Regions from separate parts of the Homo sapiens genome. Here region 1 is linked to region 2. Evidence: read pairs that join two places in POLR2A ChIA-PET (ENCODE). Cell type or tissue: A673. All regions are shown on one strand. Each heading gives the region's core, and the rest is flanking DNA. Links, peaks and the distances in the headings are about the cores only.

What was found. ChIA-PET counts read pairs that join two places held together with the same protein. Peaks named below come from ENCODE experiments on the same cell type or tissue, not always from the same donor. Only the 100,000 strongest peaks of a DNase experiment are listed, where the experiment ranks them.
Region 1: POLR2A ChIA-PET joins it to region 2 with 5 read pairs; 2 of 35 experiments call an interaction of 5 or more read pairs at or near these places.

The regions. Positions count from the first base shown.
Region 1 is chr3:155,858,473-155,868,413 of GRCh38, forward strand. LOC105374174 (a long non-coding RNA gene) reads left to right here. Exons shown (of 3, transcript XR_924607.4): 3 at 4,176-5,267. Among named protein-coding and RNA genes, the nearest start is that of GMPS, 7.2 kb to the right of the region's middle. RefSeq lists an enhancer at 4,200-4,259. In A673, for the core only: no CTCF peak of the experiment used is centred there; a DNase peak (open chromatin) is centred at 4,269.
Region 2 is chr3:155,945,016-155,954,956 of GRCh38, forward strand. No RefSeq gene overlaps it. Among named protein-coding and RNA genes, the nearest start is that of GMPS, 79 kb to the left of the region's middle. In A673, for the core only: no CTCF peak of the experiment used is centred there; no DNase peak of the experiment used is centred there.

The sequences.
Region 1 (9,941 bases), core at 3,077-5,576, 88 kb before region 2:
TTCATTAATTCCCCCTAAAAGTCCTAGTAAACTTATATTTTGTTTACTGGAATTACCCCTTAAGCTTTTTCTCATAACTTTCCTTTTTCTTTTTACTCTATGTTCTTAGAAACTTCCAAACTAGGTCCTTCAAAAACAAATTGAAATTGCACAGTTAAAATTTCTGCATTTCAAAATACATAAGAGTTTTATCTCAAAAAACAAACAAACAACTATAAAAAAACTATGGCCGGGCGGTGGCTCACGCCTGTAATCCCAGCACTTTGGGAGGCCGAGGCGGGCGGATCACGAGGTCAGGAGATCGAGACCATCCCGGCTAAAACGGTGAAACCCCGTCTCTACTAAAAATACAAAAAATTAGCCGGGCGTAGTGGCGGGCGCCTGTAGTCCCAGCTACTTGGGAGGCTGAGGCAGGAGAATGGCGTGAACCCGGGAGGCGGAGCTTGCAGTGAGCTGAGATCCCGCCACTGCACTCCAGCCTGGGCGACAGAGCGAGACTCCGTCTCAAACAAACAAACAAACAAACTATTTGCATGGGGATTGGTGGTCATGGAGGCTTGAATTTAAAATGGCAGATTATCAAAGACTATTGAAGCTTGGTGATAGGTACACTAAGGGTTCATATGAGACCATTCTGTTTATTTTGTACATATTTAAAATTCTCCATAAAGGAAAATGAGAACAAAAACAACAACAAAAACCTCAAAACAGGCCGGGCATGGTGGCTCACGCCCGTAATTCCAGCATTTTGGGAGGGTGAGGTGGGTGGATCACCTGAGGTCAGGAGTTTGAGACCAGCCTGGCTAACATGGTGAAACCCCATCTCTACTAAAAATACAAAATTAGCTGGGCATGGTGGCGCATGCCTGTAAACTCAGATACTTAGGAGGCTGAGGCAGGAGAATTATTTTTATTTTTATTTTTTTGAGATGGGGTCTTGCTCTGTCACCCAGGCTGGAGTACAGTGGCGTGATCTTGGCTCACTGCACCTCCTCCACCTTCTGGGTTCAAGCGATTCTCCTGCCTCAGCCTCCTGAGTAGCTGGGATTACAGGTGCGTGCCACCACACCCGGCTAATATTTGCATTTGTAGTAGAGATGAGGTTTTATCATGTTGGCCAGGCTGGTCTCGAACTCCTGACCTCAGGTGATCCACCCACCTTGGCCTCCCAAAGTGCTGAGATTACAGGCATGAGCCACCATGTCCGGCCGGCAGGAGAATTATTGAACTCAGGAGACGGAGGTTGCAGTGAGCCGAGATCACGCCGTTGCACTCCAGCCTGGGCAACAAGAGCAATATTCCATCTCAAAAAACAAACAAACAAATTGGTTAACCACCGCTATTAATGCTGCTATTCAGTCTGTTTCAGAAACAAAACAAAACTGAAAGAGAGAATTTTACTGGAAGGATATTGATGGCCTCCCAGAATCAGTGGAAGGCCAGGACACCTGGCTTAGCAAAAACACAAAAATCAAGGTGACAATATATTAGGAATTACAGCAATAATCTTCAAGAACATTTTTCAAAAAACTACTCCACTGCCACGCCTGTGATGTCTTTGCTTCGTTTTTCTAGGCTCTGTTACAAAAATTAATACCACCATCTAGTGGACCCTTCATATACCTATGTCTGATTGTAGATTTCTTCTCTGGTTTTCCAGTCATTTCACTGAGATCTGAACTGTATCTTCTATATATTCCTGAGAATTTTAAAATTGTTTATTTTTGAGGTGGGAATCAGGTTTATTGAGGTATAATTTATATCCAGTAAAATTGGCCCTTTTTAGTGTACAGTTCTATGAGTTTGTTTTTTGTGTGTTTTTTGTTTTGTTTTGTTTTTGAGACAGAGTCTTGCTCTGTCACCCAGGTTGGAGTACAGTGGCGTGATCTTGGCTCACTGCAATCTTCACCTCCTGGGTTCAGGCAATTCTCCTGCCTCAGCCTCTTGAGTAGCTGGGATTACAGGCGCCTGCCACCACATCTGACAAATTTTGTATTTTTGGTAGAGACTGGATTTCACCATGTTAGCCAGACTGGTCTTGAACTCCTGACCTCAGGTGATCCACCCACCTTGGCCTCCCAAAGTGCTGGCATTACAGGTGTGACCCACGGCACCTGGCCTTTTGTTTTCTTTTGAGACAGAGTCTCGCTGTGTTGCCCAGGCTGGAGTACAGTGATGCAATCTTGGCTCACTGCAACTTCTGTCTCCCAGGTTCAAGCGAGTCTCCTGCCCCAATCTTCTGAGTAGCTGAGACTACAGGTGCATGACACCACACCTGGCTAATTTTTGTATTTTTAGTGGATATGGGGTTTCGCCATGTTGGCCAGGCTAGTCTTGAACTCCTGACCTCAAGTGATCTGCCTGCCTTGGCCCCCAAAGTGCTGGGATTACAGACGTGAGCGACCATGCCCGGCCCTATGAGGTTTTTGGGTGTTTTGTTTTGTTTTTTTAATTTCCATAGGTTTAGGCTAGGCACGGTGGTTCACGCCTGTAATCCCAGCACTTTGGGAGGCCGAGGCGTGTAGATCACTTGAGATCAGGAGTTCTAGACCAGCCTGGCCAACATGATGAAACCCCATCTCTACTAAAAATATAAACATTAGCCAAGCATGGTGGCGCACACCTGTAATCCCAGCTACTTGAGAGGCTTAGGCGGGAGGATTGCTTGAACCCGGGAGATGGAGGTTATAGTGAGCCAAGATCGCACCACTACACTCACAGCCTGGGCTACAGAGCAGGACTCAGTCTCAAAAAATATATATTTTTTTATAGGTTTTTGGGGGAATGAGTGGTGTTTGGTTACATGAATAAGATGTTTAGTGATAATTTCTGAGATTTTGGCGTACCCATCACCCGGTTCTATGAGTTTTAACAAATAGATAGTTATAGAACCACCACCACAATCAAGATATGGAATAGGTCCGTCAACTCCAAAAAGTACATACCCTTGTGCCCATCTGAAGTCAACCTCTCCACCCATTCCCCAACCTCTGGTAACCACCGATCTATTTTCTCTCCCTATAGCTTTGCTTTTTCCAAAATATCATGTAAATGGAATCATACAAAATGTAGCTTTTGAGTGTGTCTTCTTTCAGTCAGCATAATGCATTGAGATTCATTGATATCATTGTCCCGCATCCCCACCTCCTTCTTTTTTTCTCCCCAGTAATATTCCATTGTATGGATATGCCAGAGTGTATTTATCTACTGACCAGTTGAAGAACATTTGGATTGTTTCCCATTTTTTGTATGAGTAATGTCACTATAAACATTTGCATACAGGTTTTTGTGTAAACATATCTTTTCATCTCTCTTGGGCAAATACCTAGGAATAGGATTGTTAGGTCTTATTGATACCAGTGGGTTAGGGAGGTCCCCAAATGCTGGTGGGGCCTCAACCCCAACCAGTGTCCAGGCTCTTGACACCTTCCCAAGAAGCAATTCAAGGATTAGTTGGAAGATAATGAAAGTGAAACCGTCAGTGCAAGATTATAACTGAGACAGAGAAAGAGATCTAACCTGACCAACTCCATCTTGCCTCTGACCATCAAGCTGTCCTAGTTCATTCCTGGGCATGGGACAAACTAGCTTTAGGAAGAACTTAGTTTATAGTTTATAGTTTGAGGCACAGATGATAACAGCCTTTTCCCAAAACAAATCCCCTTCTTGCCTGGGGACTAGACTGCCTTTGTAGGACTAACATATTAGTCAAAAGATTATAAATTATGGTTTAGGAGTCATGCAGCTGGAGGCTACAAGATTCTGACACTCCCTAAATCGCTCCTGGGGATAAAAATCACTATTATAGGCTGGTGTGATGGCTTATGCCTGTAATCTCAGCACTTTCGGAGGCCGAGGTGGGCAAATCACCTGAGGTTGGGAGTTTGAGACCAGCCTGACCAACATGGAGAAACCCTGTCTCTACTAAAAATACAAAATTAGCCAAGTGTGGTGGCACATGCCTGTAACCCCAGCTACTTGAGAGGCTGAGGCAGGAGAATCACTTGAACCCAGGAAGCTGAGGTTGTGGTGAGCCGAGATGGCACCACTGCACTCCAGCCTGGGCAACAAGAGCGAAAGTCTGTCTCAAAAAAAAAAAAAAAAAAGAAAGAAAGAAAGAAAAGAAAGAAATCACTATTATAAAACCTAAGACCAGTGCTTGGGATATTTTGTAGACCCTGTCCTCGATGGATCAGCTGGCACCACCCAGATGGATAAACTGGCTCATCTGATCTTGTGGCCCCCATCCAGGAAGTGACTCAGTGTAAGAAGACAGCTTCAACTCCCTATGATTTCATCTCTGACCAATCAGCACTCTCGGCTCACTGGCTTCCTCCAACCCACCAATTTGTTCTTTTTTTTTTTGAGACCAAGTCTCACCTGTCGCCCAGGCTGGAGTGCAGTGGCGTGATCTCTGCTCACAGCAACCTCCGCCTCCTAGGTTCAAGCAATTCTCCTGCCCCAGCCTCCCGAGTAGCTGGGATTACAGGTGTGCGACTCCATGCCCGGCTAACTTTTGCATTTTTAGTAGAGACAGGGTTTCACCATGTTGGTCAGGCTGGTCTCAAACTTCTGACCTCGTGACCCACCCGCCTCGGCCTCCCAAAGTGCTGGGATTACAGGCATGGGCCACTGCGCCCAGCCAATTTGTTCTTAAAAACTCTGATCCCTGAATGCTTAGGGAGACTGATTTGAGCAGTAATAAAACTCTGGTCTCCCACACAGCCGGCTCTGTGTGAATTACTCTCTCTCTATGGCAATTCCCATCTTGATAGATTGGCTCTGTCTAGGCAGCGGGCAAGGTGAACCCATTGGGCGGTTATAAAAGTATGGAGGTTTATTGCAAAGAGAAAATTACATATTCAAGAAAGGGGAGTGTGAACATACTCGAGAGTGACACAGCCCGATTTGAGGTTTTTATCTTTACGGATTTCTTTAACCAAGGAATGGAATATTCATGAAGAATCCTGGAAAAAGGTGGAGATTTCTCAGAAATGTGGTGCCATCCATTTTTTAACCAAATATGGGACTGTCATGGCACTGGTGGGTGTGTGATTTAGTACGTTAATAAGCATATAATTAGGTCCTAGGTGAAACCTAGGTCAAATCCAGCGCCATGTTGTGTCCTGTCAGCCTTAGCGAGTTTGGCCCACACCCCGGTTTTTAGAATCTTATCAGCTTCTACCTTATGTAGCTATTTTAACAGATTTTTTCCTTGTTAGTTACGTGAAACTGCTGCCTGGAATTATTAAATTTTTCTGCAACCACCTTGTATTATTCCTGTCTCATTTTCCCCTCTCAGAGATGACTACCTTTTATTTTTCAGGATTGATGAGGGAGGAGGTCAATCTTATGTATTTACTTTCTGTTGAATGGGGCATTGGCCCTGCCTATTGAGGGTATGGAAATCTCTGGCTGCTTGGTCTGAGGGTCCCAAGGGTGGATCATCAGGAGAGTCTGAATATGAGGCAGGGATTGGCTGCAATCTTTGTATGACCATTATTTAGGCATTGAACTGCGGCAACCTAGAAGACACAGACTACAAGGAGGTTAAACAAGCAAGGACCAAAAATTAGTAGTAACAAGATAGTTATTAAAGATCCTAGGAAAGGTAGGAACTATGTCACACTTGGTAGGTATCCTTTAATGAAGTCCCAGATGGTTCGAGTAGTGGAGCTATTGAAATTATGCAGCCAGGTAGCCTGTTGGTAAATATTTTGAATTTGTAGTTTAACTAATACTAGTTTAACTAGTTTAATATTAGTTTAATTAATTTGTAGTTTAACTAATTGAGTTGTTAATATAAGAACAATAGGTGTGGTTTATTATTGTGCAAACCCCTCTTTGTTCAGATAAAACCTCTTTTTTTTTTTTTTTTTTTTTGAGACGGAATCTCACTCTGTCCCCAAGCCTGGAGTGCAATGGTATGATCTCAGCTCACTGCAACCTCCGCCTCCTGGATTCAAGCAATTCCCCTGCCTCAGCCTCCCAAGTAGCTGGGACTACAGGCGCGTGCCACCACGCCCGGCTAATTTTTTGTATTTTAGTAGAGACGGGGTTTCACCATGTTGGTCGTGGCTGGTCTCGAACTCCTGATCTTGTGGTCTGCCCGCCTCAGCCTTCCAAAGTGCTGGGATTGCAGGCATGAGCCACCGCGCCCGACCCAAAACCTCTTGTTTATTTGACCATTTAAGTGGTTTATGCTCTGGCCTTGTTAGGGCTTTATACAACTGCTTAGGAATGAGCCCAAATCCTGGGATCCAAATTCTGTAAAATCCTGCCATATTCAGGAAAGTTCTGAGTTTTTTTTGTTTGCTCGTTAAAGTTCTGTTTTTTAAGATAGTCTCTTTTTCGCCTGATGGACAAGGTTCAATATCCTGGGCTTAGGAGGTACTCCAGATATTTTACTTTCAGTTTAGAAATCTGGGCCTTGAGGCTGGGCACAGTCGCCCACACCTGTAATCCCAACACTCTGGGAGGCCGAGGCCTGCGGCTCACCTGAGGTCAGGAGTTTGAGACCAGCATGGCCAACATGGTGAAACCCTGTCTCTACTAAAAATACAAAAAATTAGCCTAGTGAGGTGGTGTGTGCCTATAGTCCCAGCTACTCCAGAGGCTCAGGTAGGAGGATCGCTTGAACCAGGGCAAGGGAGGTTGCAGTGGGCTGAGATCACATCACCGCACTCCAGCCTGGGTAACAGAGCGAGACTCTGTCTAAAAAAAAAAAAAAAAAAGAGGCCAGGAGCGGTGGCTCACGCCTGTAATCCCAGCACTTTGGGAGGCCGAGGCTGGCGGATCACCTGAGGTCGGGAGTTCAAGACCAGCCTGACCAACATGGTGATACCCTGTCTCTACTAAAAATACAAAAAATTAGCCAGGCATGATGGTGGGTGCCTGTAATCCCAGCTGCCTGGGAGGCTGAGGCAGGAGAATTGCTTGAGCCCAAGAGTTGGAGGTTGCAGTGAGCTGAGATCGTGCCACTGTACTCCAGCCTGGACGACAGAGTGAGACTCCGTCCAAAAAAAAAAGAAAAGAAAAAGAAAATTTTCCCAGTGATGCTTGTGCCTTTTGAGATTGGTTAAGTATACTTGGAATGTTTAACAAACAATATAAAGGCTAGAACCAGTTAGCTTGGTTTGAATCTCAGTTCTGTGGTTTACTACCTATGTGGGCTCAGGCCTCAGGCTAGTTAATTTCTCTGTTTTCTCAATCATAAAAGGGTGACAAGAGTATAGTAATATCTAGGCCAGGCACGGTGGCTCAGGCCTGTAATCCCAGCACTTTGGGAGGTTGAGGAAGGTGGCTCACCCGAGGTCAGGAGTTCGAGACTAGCTTGGCCAACATGTTGAAACCCTATCTCTACTACAAATACAAAATTAGCCAGGCATGGTGATGCACGCCTGTAGTCCCATCTATTTGGGAGGCTGAGGCAGGAGAATTGCTTGAACCCTGGAGGTGGAGGTGGCAGTGAGTCGAGATTGCGCCACTGCATTCCAGCCTGGGCAACAGAGCGAGACTCCATCTCAAAAACAAAACAAAACAAAAACAAAAACAAAAAAAGTAGAAGGTGGCAAGTATTAATGAAGAGGAAAGGGTTATGGGATCACAAGAGGAGGAGACATGTAACCCAAGACTTCAGAGTTGTGGGGAGGGAATCAGAAATACTCCACACAGAAGATATTTATGTACAAAAGGCCCACGTCAAGACAGAACATGTCATGTTTATGGAGTTGAAGCAGTTTAATATGGCTAGAGAGTAGAGTGATGGGGGCAGTGGTAAGAGAGCAGGCTGCAAGGTAAACAAGGGCTAGCCAAACCTCCAAGTGCCTAATAAGAAATGCTAGAAGTTTGGAGTTCTTCCTGAGAGCTGTGGGGAGCCATAAAATGATCACATTTGTATTTTAGAATGGTTGTCTTCAATTAAAAAAAAGTTTTTGCTGGGCACAGTGGCTCATGCTTGTAATCCCAACACTTTGGGAGGCCAAGGCGGGTGGATCACTTGAGGTCAGGAGTTTGAGACCAGGTTGGCCAACATGGCAAAGCCCCATCTTCACTAAAAATACAAAAAAATTAGCCAGACATAGCGGTGCACAGGTGTAATCCCAGCTACACAGGAGGCTGAGGCAGGAGAATCACTTGAACCCAGGAGGTGGAGGGTGCGGTGAGCCAAGTTCGCACCATTGCACTCCAGCCTGGGTGGCAAGAGCGAGACTCTGTCTCAAAAAAAAAAAAAAAAAAAATTAGCCAGGCATGGTGCTGCGCACCTGTAATTCCAGCTACTTGGGAGGCTGAGGCAGAAGAATGGCTTGTACCCAGGACGCAGAGGTTGCAGTGAGCCGAGATTGTGCCACTGCACTCTAGCCTAGGCAACAGAGTGAGATTCTGTCCACCCCCCAAAAAAAAAAAAAAAATCTCACATACTCACATACTGCCCTAAAAGAATTTTGCAAAACTGTGTACCTCCTTCCACATCTTAACAACTAATATTTCTCATAAGTTTAAAAGCTAATTTTTTGTTAATGGGAGGTTGAAAATATTAAACATTTTGAAAGATGAAATAAGGTAACCATGTATTATTCCTGAAATACATATTTTATGACATGATACATACCAAATCTGAAACATTGTATGAAATTTCTATCTGTGGGTTTTAGCAACTGTATTTTGAAAAAATGTATTGGTCCTAGAAATCATACAATTGCATTTAAAGGACTCAACATCACTGTTCTATGCTGCCTACGTTTTTTGAATTCAAGGCAACTTTGTCCCTTAACAAAAATATTTATATGACAGGTAAAGAAGGAAGACCTTGTAGGTTTAAGCTGCCTCAATGTATCATTAAAAGAGACTTCCATTCAGCAGGCATGGATCTACAGGAACAACAACAACAAAAAAAGATTTCCAGACTTCTGCTTCTGTCAAAGAGGAGGTAACAGGGATTGGATTTACCCTCCTGCCTGAAACAAACAAAAAAACTCAGACAAAATATATGAAACAGGGCCGGGCACAGTGGCTCATGCCTGTAATCCCAGCACTTTGGGAGGCTGAGGCGGGAAGATCACTTGAGGTCAGAGTTCGAGACCAGCCTGGCCAACATGGTGAAACGCGGTCTCTACTAGTAATACAAAAATTAGCTGGGTGTGGTGGCACACATCTGTAATCCCAGCTACTCGGGAGGCTGAGGCAGGAGAATTGCTTGAGCCCAGGAGGTAGAGATTGCAGTAAGCCAAGATTGCACCATTGCACTTCAGCCTAGGCGACAAGAGTGAAACTCCATCTCAAAACAAATAAACAAAAAAAGCAATGACTGTAATTTAACACATTCAAAAACTGAAAAAAGAAAAACTATATAGTCATTTGAATAGCCACAGAGAAAGCATTTGACAGCATCCATTCTTGACCAAAACTCTCAGCAAAATAGGAACAGAAGGAAACTTCCTCAACTTGATAAAGGGCATCTATGAAAACCTACAGGTTATTGGTGAGAGACTGAATGTTTTCTCCCTAATAAGTGTCAGTGAGTAGCCAGGTATGATGGTTGGGGGGGGCCTGTAATCCCAGCTACTCGGGAGGCTGAGGCAGGAGAATTGCTTGAACCCAGGAGGTGGAGGTTGCAGTGAGCTGAGATTGTGCCACTGCACTCCAGCCTGGGCAACAAGGGCGAAACTCCATCTAAAAAAAAAAAGAAAAATAAAAAGTGAGTGTCAATAAGAAGTTTGGGAAAGAAGTTTTGTTTTGAACTTGTTGAGTTTGGGGCCTAATATGACACTGACAATTGAACTGAGGATGAATATAGTTATCTGGGTCTGGAGCACAGAACAGAGTTGTTAAAACATAGAGCATATTAAGGGTATTTTAACAAGTCCGTATTTTATTTATTTATTTATTTTGAGGTGGAGTTTCACTCTTGTTGCCCAGGCTGGAATGCAGTGGCACGATCT
Region 2 (9,941 bases), core at 4,538-7,037:
TGTATATCATTACTATTAGGTGTTCAACGACCTTTTTAAAATTATTGTGAAAATGCTCAAGCAGGCTGGGCAAGGTGGCTCACACCTGTAATCCCAGCACTTTGGGAGGCCGAGGTGGGTGGATCACGAGGTCAGGAGATCGAGACCATCCTGGCTAACCCGGTGAAACCCCGTCTCTACTAAAAATACAAAATATTAGCCGGGCGTGGTGGCGGGCGCCTGTAGTCCCAGCTACTTGGGAGGCTGAGGCAGGAGAATGGCGTGAACCCCAGGGGGCAGAGCCTGCAGTGAGCCGAGATCGCGCCACTGCACTCCAGCCTGGGCGACAGAACGAGACTCCATCTTAAAAAAAAAAAAAAAAGAAAATGCTCAAGCATACACAAAAGTAGAATAATGCAATTAGCACACCCCAATATTCCTATTACTCAGACTCAAGAATTAGAATAACATGATTTCTTAGTGACTGAATTCGCCATATAGCACACGGTTGAGATTTCCGAAAAGTTGGCAATAAGTACCCAGGGATTTTTTGTTTTTTTCAGATGGAGTCTTGCTCTGTTGCCCAGGCTGGAGTGCAGTGGTGTGATCCTGGCTCACTGCAGCCTCCACCTCCCAGGTTCAAGCGATTCTCCTGCCTCAGTCTCCCAAGTAGCTGGAACTACAGGTGCACGCCACCACTCCAGGCTAATTTTTGTATTTTTGGTAGAGATGGGGTTTCGCCATGTTGGCCAAGCTGGTCTCAAACTCCTGGTCTCAAGTGATCTACCTGTCTCAGCCTTCCAAAGTGCTGGGATTACAGGCATGAGCCACTGTGCCTGGCCAGTACCCAGAGATTTTTTTAAAGAAATGAGATGGCTTAGATAATTCATTTACTTAATTTAATGCTTATGCTGCTGTCCTGGCCTATTTTCTGTTAGATTTTGCTTAAAGAGAAACTTAAAGATTCATCATTGAATAAGATACATTTTGAATGGCATTTTTTACTTGTGTTTTCTTTTTCTGGTCAGGCTGCTAGAGTACCTGATGTGAATTTAGTATAGAGGTTCCCAAACTTTCTCCTTTGACAGTTCCCTTAGTAATTTTAGTAGTGTCCCTAGGCCAAAATAAGTAACAGTTCCATTTATTAATAGTTATGAAACAACTTAAAAATATGCTAACAACATAGCCATTTGAAAAAATATTATATGTAAATGAAAAAATTCATTCTTTTCATTCTTAAACTATGAATGGGATATATGCATCTGTTGAGCACTGTATAGCTTATCAAATCACTGCCATCTTTGTTTTGTTTCATGCTGATTTTTGCACCATACATGTTTTTAATCACAGCCACTGAAAACCCAGCCAGCTTTGTAAACATGACATCATTAAATGGAATGTAGCATGATGCTGTGTTGAAAACTGACCACAAGCTAATAGTTCACTTTGTGTCTATGTGAGTTTGTTACAGTGGCTTGGAGTTGCCTTGGTGCACGGTTTGAGAACCGTGGTGTCTGATTATTGTGATTTTTTTTCTTTTCTCAATTTTTCTTAACTTTAAAGGATATATCTTAAAATATATATGTGTCCTTGGGTGGCTGCAGTGGCTCATGCCTACTGTAGTCCCAGCACTTTGGGAGGCTAAAGCAGGTAGATCGTTTGAGCACAGGAATTCAAGACCAGCCTGGGCAACATGGCGAAACCCCATCTCTACAAAAAAACACAAATATTAGCCAGGTGTGCACCTCTAGTCCCAGCTACTTGGGAGACCGAGGCGGGAGAATCACTTGAGCCCAGGATGTCACAGCTGCAGTGAGCTGTGATCGTGTCAACTGCACTCCAGCCCGGGTGAGAGAACGAGACCTTGTCTCAAAATATATATATATATCTCCTTAATATTGAAAGTGTTGTCTTTTCTGTTTTGACATTTAAGAGTTGGAATATTTTACAAAAATATAGATACTTAAGAATCTTATTGCATCTTCGTGGCGTAGAGGTACAGACATCCCATATATTTCTTAAAGTAGACATGTATAGAATGTCCCTAGATCCACATTTAAAGCCTACTTAAATTCACTTTGGAGCTAGCTTTGTCAGGTAACTGGTATTACTACAGAGATTTAAAACTATCTCATACCTTTTAGACCATTATGATAGAAGTGAATATTCTAATATACTGGATTTAGAAAAGGCCAGATATGCTATTTACAGTTGTGTTACTATATTGGTTTCCCTTTGTAAAGTAAGGGGAAATGGTCACCACATGTATTTTTAAATTTTTCCTGTTAAGTAAACAATAATGGCCATCCTTTGGATATGTTTAAGTTTAGAGATGTCGTTCAGTAAGGCAGAGAGGGAATCAGCATTGCTCACATTAGTTTGGAAATAAGTTGAACTTCAAAAGCTTACTAAAGAAGTGTAACTATCTTTATATTTTCATCTTTGTGTGATTTCTTTACCCTGAATTTCAGAAGACCATTATAGAAAATGTAAAAATTTGATCTCTGAGAAATAGGAATGAGGCATCTTCAGAGTATCAGTGACATAAAAGTAAGATTCCTAGTTGAGTTAGGTATAATCTTGGGAATCTGTTTTATCTAATATTTGTTCTAGTGTGTTGGAATATTCACTCACAACATATAGGTCTAAATCTGTTGGTAAAACATTGGCCTAAAATCCAGTATCTTATTTCTGACTGACTCCATGTAGCCTTGTAACCCTGGGTAAGGCAACAATCTCCTTGGCACCATGTCACTCATGTAATGTAGGAATAATACTGCCTCTGTGGGTCAAGTGAAAGAATGTGTAAGGAATTGATTTACCAGTATATTAAGTATAAAAATATGTATGAGAATATGCTTTATGTATAAAATAAGCGTAATCTCATTTAAAACATGGCAGTGCAGATGAAACGAGTGCTGTAGGATTAATAATCTCATTGTGCTCAATTAGTTGGGGCAAATCCGATAAATTTAGACTATGACAGAGTCCCAGATTTTGAAGATGCTGTGGGGTCACTTGCTTTGAACTATATGGGGCTTATACTTGCATCATTATGAAATGTATGCCACATGATATTAACCCTAACAGAACAGTACACAGACTCCTGTCTCCTAATCTCCAACCTTGCATGCTATTCTCCATGCTATCATATTTTAATTTACAATTCAAACAGAATCTGCCAAGGCACAGATTGTCTATGTAGAGTTCTGAAAACAAACAAACAAAACAGCATTGCACTTAGGGCTGTAACAGAAAAGGCTGAAGCTATACATAGGGAAAAAATATAAGTGGGTTTCCTTTTTGGTGATGTGAAGTGTGAAGCCAAGGATGCAGGCTAAGTCCTGCCCACGTTCAGCTTCTTCACTTAGGTGTCTAATACTTGGAATTCTACTATTAGACATTTATTCCTTTGATGTAAACCTTGCCCTCTTCTTGCAGGTCTCTTAAAAAGCAGAAACTGCCAGGTGCAGTGGCTCATGCCTGTAATCCTAGCACTTTGGGAGGCTGAGGCGGACGGATTGCCTGAGTTCAGGAGATGGAGACCAGCCTGAGCAACATGAGGAAACCCCATCTCTACTAAAAATATAAAAAATTAGCCAGGCATGGTGGCGTGTGCCTGTAATCCCAGCTACTCGGGAAGCTGAGTCATTAGAATTGCTTGAACCTGGGAGGCAGAGGTTGCAATGAGCTGGGATTGTGCCACAGCACTCCAGCCTGGGTGACTGTCTCAAAAAAAAAAGAAAAGAAAAGAAAAAATACATAAAAGTAAAAAGCAGAAACTCCTTAAAGAGATCACTTTAGTGATCACTTAAAGTGATCAACTCCTTATAGATTTGATCACTAATACCTCACTGTAAATAAGGTTGTTCATTTATTCAGTTTTTACATTTTATGAACCAGGCTCTGAGAGTTCAAAGACAAGTAAATTACTGACCTTGACTTGAAAAATGTTTAGTTTAGTTTAGCTTGGGCTTGGCATAGTGGCTGACATCTGTAATCCCAGCACTTTGTAAGGCCGAGACAGAAGGATTGCTTGGGGCCAGGAATTCGAGACCAACCTGGACAACATAGTGAGTCCTTTTGTGTGTACAAAAATTAAAATATCCAGGCATGGTTATGCGCACCTGTGGTCCCAGCTACTTCGGAGGCTGAGGTGGAAGGATCACTTAAGCCTGGGAGATTGAGGCTACAGTAAGCCTGTTCACACCACTATACTCCAGCTTGGGCGACAGCAAGACCCTGTCTTAAAAAATAAATAAAAATAAACTAGGGGATTCTGAAACACTGAGTTATATAGGGGCATGAGAACTAAAAAAATCAGAGTGAGTCTTGAGAGGCCGTGTTGGCACTGTGCAAGGTGAGGTTATGAGTAAGCAGGGTAAGGTGGTCAAGTGAGAGCAGAAGAGATACATAGGAAGGGGCAAGGGATTCCGGGAGGAAGGGGATGGTGGTGGGAGAAAGATTTCTTGCCACCAGAAGACATCGTGGTAATGTGGGCTTTGTTGTTCTTACCTCTCCTAGGGCTGTGACAGTCTAGTGTTAACTGGTGTGCTTCTCCAGACAGGGAATTACTGCGAAATTGTCTGCAATGCAATTCCCGGATCCACTTGCCCCAGGACTCAGTCCTGTCAGCATTGGAGAGGAGTGGCAAGAGCAATATTTGTTCTTTCTGGGAGGCTCACATGTAATCACTTGGGGCACCAGAGTACAGGGTGCTGGGCTGGTGGATTCCAATCACGATTCCTGTGATGGGTAGGAACTTGGCATTATTATCCAAAAGAACCAAGCCAGAGAGCAAAGGATCCACAGATGAAGGAATGTAAGTTGACGTTAAATGAGGCTGCAAGTGTTGAAAATGTGCGTGACAGAAGGAAAAAATCTGAGTTCAGTTTTGCAGTTTAGGATAATCAAACTCATCATCCTGGTTTAATAGTTAAGAAATAATGTTAAGGTTTACCTGAGTTCTCTTAGCACAAGAGTTAAACACCTCCCAAATCTCCACCTCCTCCAGTGCACCCCTCCCCCACACCCTCCCCGACCCCCTTGCTCTAGTGAGGCACAAAACCTTCCCTGCTTTATTTCTGATTCTACCTGGGAAGAAGTTTCTATTTTAATTGGTTCCTTTTCTTCATCTTTTAGTAAAAAGCCAGCCTGCCTCCATTTAAAATAAATTTGCAGCACCAATATCTGGGGGAAAATAAGTGAAGTCAGGTTTCGTGTTTTTGTTTTCTTTCTTTCTTTCTTTCTTTTTTTTTTTTTTTTGTATTCTTTTAGATCTTTGTGGTTTCCTAGGAAAAACAAAAATAGGGTATATGAATTGGTGAAGTGCAAGCTGTTGAAGCTAGCATAGTATGACTTGGTCCAATTATAAGTTTAAAGTGCGTTTTGGTATCTATCCATCTGAAAGCTATGCAGGCCTAATTATGCCCCGTGCCCTCTGTCTTCTTACTGCCTAGCTATTGAACTACTCCTTTGTCACTGAGAAGGAAAGGCATGAAAACACAAGCTATAGTTGATTCTTGAACAGCATGGGTGTGAACTGCGTGGGTTCACATATCCCCGGATTTTTTTCAACCAAATGTGGATGGAGAAACAGCATTTTCAGGATATGAAACCTATGGAGGGAGGATTGGCTTTTCATATACCCAGATTCTTCAGGGCTTACTGGAGGACCTGAGTATGCGTGGATTTTGGAATACACGGGAGTCCTGGAACCTTACATACACAAGGGTTGACTATAGTTTTATTTCCTTTTTTTTTTTTTTTTTTTGAGATGGAGTCTCGCTCCGTCGTCCAGGCTGGAGTGCAGTGGCGCGATCTCAGCTCACTGCAAGCTCCGCCTCCCGGGTTCACGCCATTCTCCTGCCTCAGCCACCCGAGTAGGTGGGACTACAGGCGCCCGCCACTGCCCCTGGCTAATTTTTTGTATTTTTGGTAGAGGCGGGGTTTCACCGTGGTCTTGATCTCCTGACCTCGTGATCCGCCCGCCTTGGCCTCGCAAAGTGCTGGGATTACAGGCGTGAGCCACCGCGCCCGGCCTAGTTTTATTTCTTGATAACTTCAGCCCAGACATAGTGTGAGTGGGGGAGGAAATACACTATCGGCCTCAAGGTTATTTGAGGCTTATCTCTAGTTCTTTCAGATTTCTAAAACATGGGAATTGGTAAGGACCCAGGAAAAGCGTTTAGTTTTATCCCATAGGGCAACTAAGTTTCCAGCAGTGGAAAGATTGCACTCTGGTTAAAGCTGGAGCTGCAAAGAAAACTCCCGTCTTGGGACTCCTGCCTGGGAGCACTTACCACCATATTAGACTGCCTGCTGGCCTGCCCTGAGGATCCTAATGGTCAGGGTAGACTTCCCCCAGCCCCCTCCTAGCACATTTGAGAGCAAATACCTTTTTCCATTGGTCAGTCTTGTCTATGTCTTGGGTCATTGCTATATTGTTTATATGCCTTTGCTTCTCCTTCCCCCCATCAAGTTCACTTTAAAAATAAACTCATTCTGCTTCTTTCTTAGAAAGACCAGCGTCCTTTTAGCAGACAAACATCACCTGAAAAAGTTTTTCTTCCCCCTTCAAGCTAATCTGTATCAGATCATAGGGACTGATTTTTCAAACTTAGAGGTCTTTTAGAAAGCAGAGTTCTAAAAAGAGTTTTAGAACTTTTAAAGTGTTCTTATTCTAACTTTTTAAGTGTTTGAAGAAAAGAGCAATTTAATGCCTTCAGAAGCTAATTCATTTACTTATTTAACCAACATTTGAATTCCCACTCCGTGCTTCAGTCACCTCATTATACTGAAACAGAAGAGAGTCATAATGAAGTTCTCAGATACTTTGATTCTGCTTTAGACAGAGCTATGGAGGGAGTGATGTTTCCTTTATTAACTCATGCAGCTTTTTGATGAGGCCTCCTGGGATCTCAGTAGCGGGCCTGGATGAGACAGAGATAAGCCTCCAACATGAGGGCAGGCTCAGCTTCCATAATTAGGGTTATAGAGAGGCAGTGTGCTTTGGTGGCTAAAAGAACGAACTGTAGAGTCAGACAGGCCTGGGTGCATTACTGTGTGGTACATTTATAACAGTTAAGGAACTCATATTTGTGCATTAGTAACCAGGCACATTTTATTAATAGTTCACTAGATTTTTCCTAATGTCCTTTTTCTGTTCTAGGATCCCATCCAGGACACTACATTACATTTAATTTTCATGTCTCTTCAGTCTCCCCTTGTCTGTAACAATTTCTAAGACTTGTTTATAATGACCTTGACAGTTTTGTTTAGTACTGAAGTGGCGTGGACATCATTTGTCTGGGTAAATACCTGAGGTTGGTTGTCTCATGCCAAGGAAATTGAAGACTTAGACACACAAGGAGTGGTTTTAGGAGCAGAGGTTCAATAGGCAAAAGTAAGAGAAAGGAGTATAGCTCTCCCTCCTGCAGAGAGGGGGGTGCCTGAGTGGGACTTCTGGTCCGCAGCTGAGTGCACAAGATTTTATAGACTGGCTTGAGGAGGCAGTGTCTATAGGACCCAAAGATTGGTTGGACCAGGTGTGATGTTTACATAGCACACAAAGAAGCTGTCCACCCACCCTAATCTTTTTATTATGCAAATGTGTTTTCTACCTGGCTGGCTCCATGTTGTCTGCTCCTTACTGTACACATGGTTGGCAAAGAAGAGGGAAGATGGAGCTGCCATGTTGAACATGCCTAACCCCCACATAGCCTTTTCCTATTGGTACAGCTGCCAGCATTCACCCATGCAAGCTTCCAGCTTGCTTATCTGTGTCTGCAGCTTGATTTTTACAGGCTATTCTTTGTTTTGTGACAGCTTTTCATTAAAAGGAAAACCTTACCGAGGACTTCCTTACCCTCACTATCTACCTAAGTAATTTCTTTTTACTTCCTATATCAGTACTGGTCAGGTACTTTGTTGAATGCGCCTTGTTTTGTTTTCTTTTTAATAATTTTATTGCGATAGAATTTACATAACAGAATTCACCCATTTAAGGTGTACAATTCAATGGTTTTAAGTATATTCACAGAGCTGTGCAACCATTGCCACCATCAATTGTAGAACATTTTCTTTTTTAAAAGATATATCACAATTTGTTTATTCACCAACTGATCGACATCTGGGTTGCTTCTAATTAGGGGCTGTGATGAAAAGAGTTGCTATTGTAATTGCCCATTGGGTTTACCTTGCCTGCTGCCTACACAGAGCCAATTTATCAAGACAGGGGAATTGCAATAGAGAAAGAGTAATTTACACAGAGCCAGCTGTGCAGGAGACCAGAGGTTTTTTATTACTCAAATCAGTCTCCCAGAGCATTTGGGGGTCAGAGTTTTTAAGGATTATTTGGTGGGTAGGGGGACCAGCGAGTTGGGAGTACTAATTGGTTGGTTCAGAGATGAAATTATAGGGAGTTGAAGCTGTCTTCTTGGGTTGAGTCAATTTTTGTGTGGGGGCTACAAGATCAGATGAGCCAGTTGATGTATCTGGGTGGTGCCAGCTGATCCATCAAGTGCAGGGTGTGCAAAATATCTCTTGGGAGCAGTTTAGAGAGGTCAGAATCCTGTAGCCTCCAGCTGTGTGACTCCTAAACCATAATTTCTAATCTTTTGGATAATTTGTTAGTCCTACAAAGGCAATCTAGTCCCTAGGCAAGAAGGAGGTCTCCTTATTTTTATTTATTTATTTATTTATTTTTTGAGACAGAGTCTCGTTCTGTTGCCCAGGCTGGAGTACAGTGGCGCGATCTTGGCTCTGCAAGCTCCACCTCCCAGGTTCACGCCATTTTTCCCGCCTCAGCCTGCCAAGTAGCTGGGACTACAGGTGCCTGCCACCACACCTGGCTAATTTTTTTTTTTTTTTTTTTGTATTTTTAGTAGAGACGGGGTTTCACCATATTAGCCAGGATGGTCTCGATCTCCTGACCTCGTGATCCGCCCGCCTCGGCCTCCCAAAGTGCTGGGATTACATCATCTTTGTTTTAAACTCTAAATTAAGTTCCTCGCAAAGTTAGTTTGCCCTATGCCCAGGAATGAACAAGGACAGCTTGGAGGTTAGAAGCAAGATGGAGTTGGTTAGGTCAGATCTCTTTCGCTGTCACAGTTATAATTTTGCAATGGTAGTTTCACTATGACGTTGTAGAAGCTTTCATGGATATATTCATTCATTTATCTTGGGCACATTCTTAGGAGTGAAATTGCTGTGATATATGTTTAACTTTTTAAACATTATCCAGTATAATTCTTATTTTATTTATTTTTTTCTTTCTAAATTTTATTTTAGGTTTGGGGGTACATGTGCAGGTTTGTTACATGGGTAAATTACGTGCTGTGGGGGTTTGGTGTACAGATTATTTTGTCACCCAGGTAATAAGCATGGTACCTGATACATAGTTTTTTGATTCTCTCTCCTCCCACCCTCTACCCTCAAGTAGGCCCTGGTGTCTGTTGTTTCCTTCTTAGTGTCCATGTGTACTCAGTGTTTAGCTCCCACTTATAAGTGAGAACCTGCAGTATTTGATTTTCTGCTCCTGCCTTAATTCACTTAGGATAATGGCCTCCAGCTCCATTCATGTTACTTCTGGGGACATGATTTCATTCTTATTTATGGCTGTGTAGTATTCCATGGTGTACATGTACCACATTTTCATTATCCAGTTCATGGGCATTTAGGTTGATTCTGTGTCTTTGCTACTGTAAATAGTGCTGTGATGAACATATGCATGCATGTGTCTTTATGGTAGAACAATTTATATTTCTTTGGGTGTATACCCAGTAATGGGATTGCTGGGTCAAATTGTAATTCTGTTTTAAGTTCTTTGAGAAATCTCCAAACTGCTTTCCACAGACGCTGAACTAATTTACACTCCCATCAGCATAAGTATTCTCTTTACTCCATAACCTTGCTACTATCTGTTATTTTTTGGACTTTTTAATAATAGCCATCCTGATGGT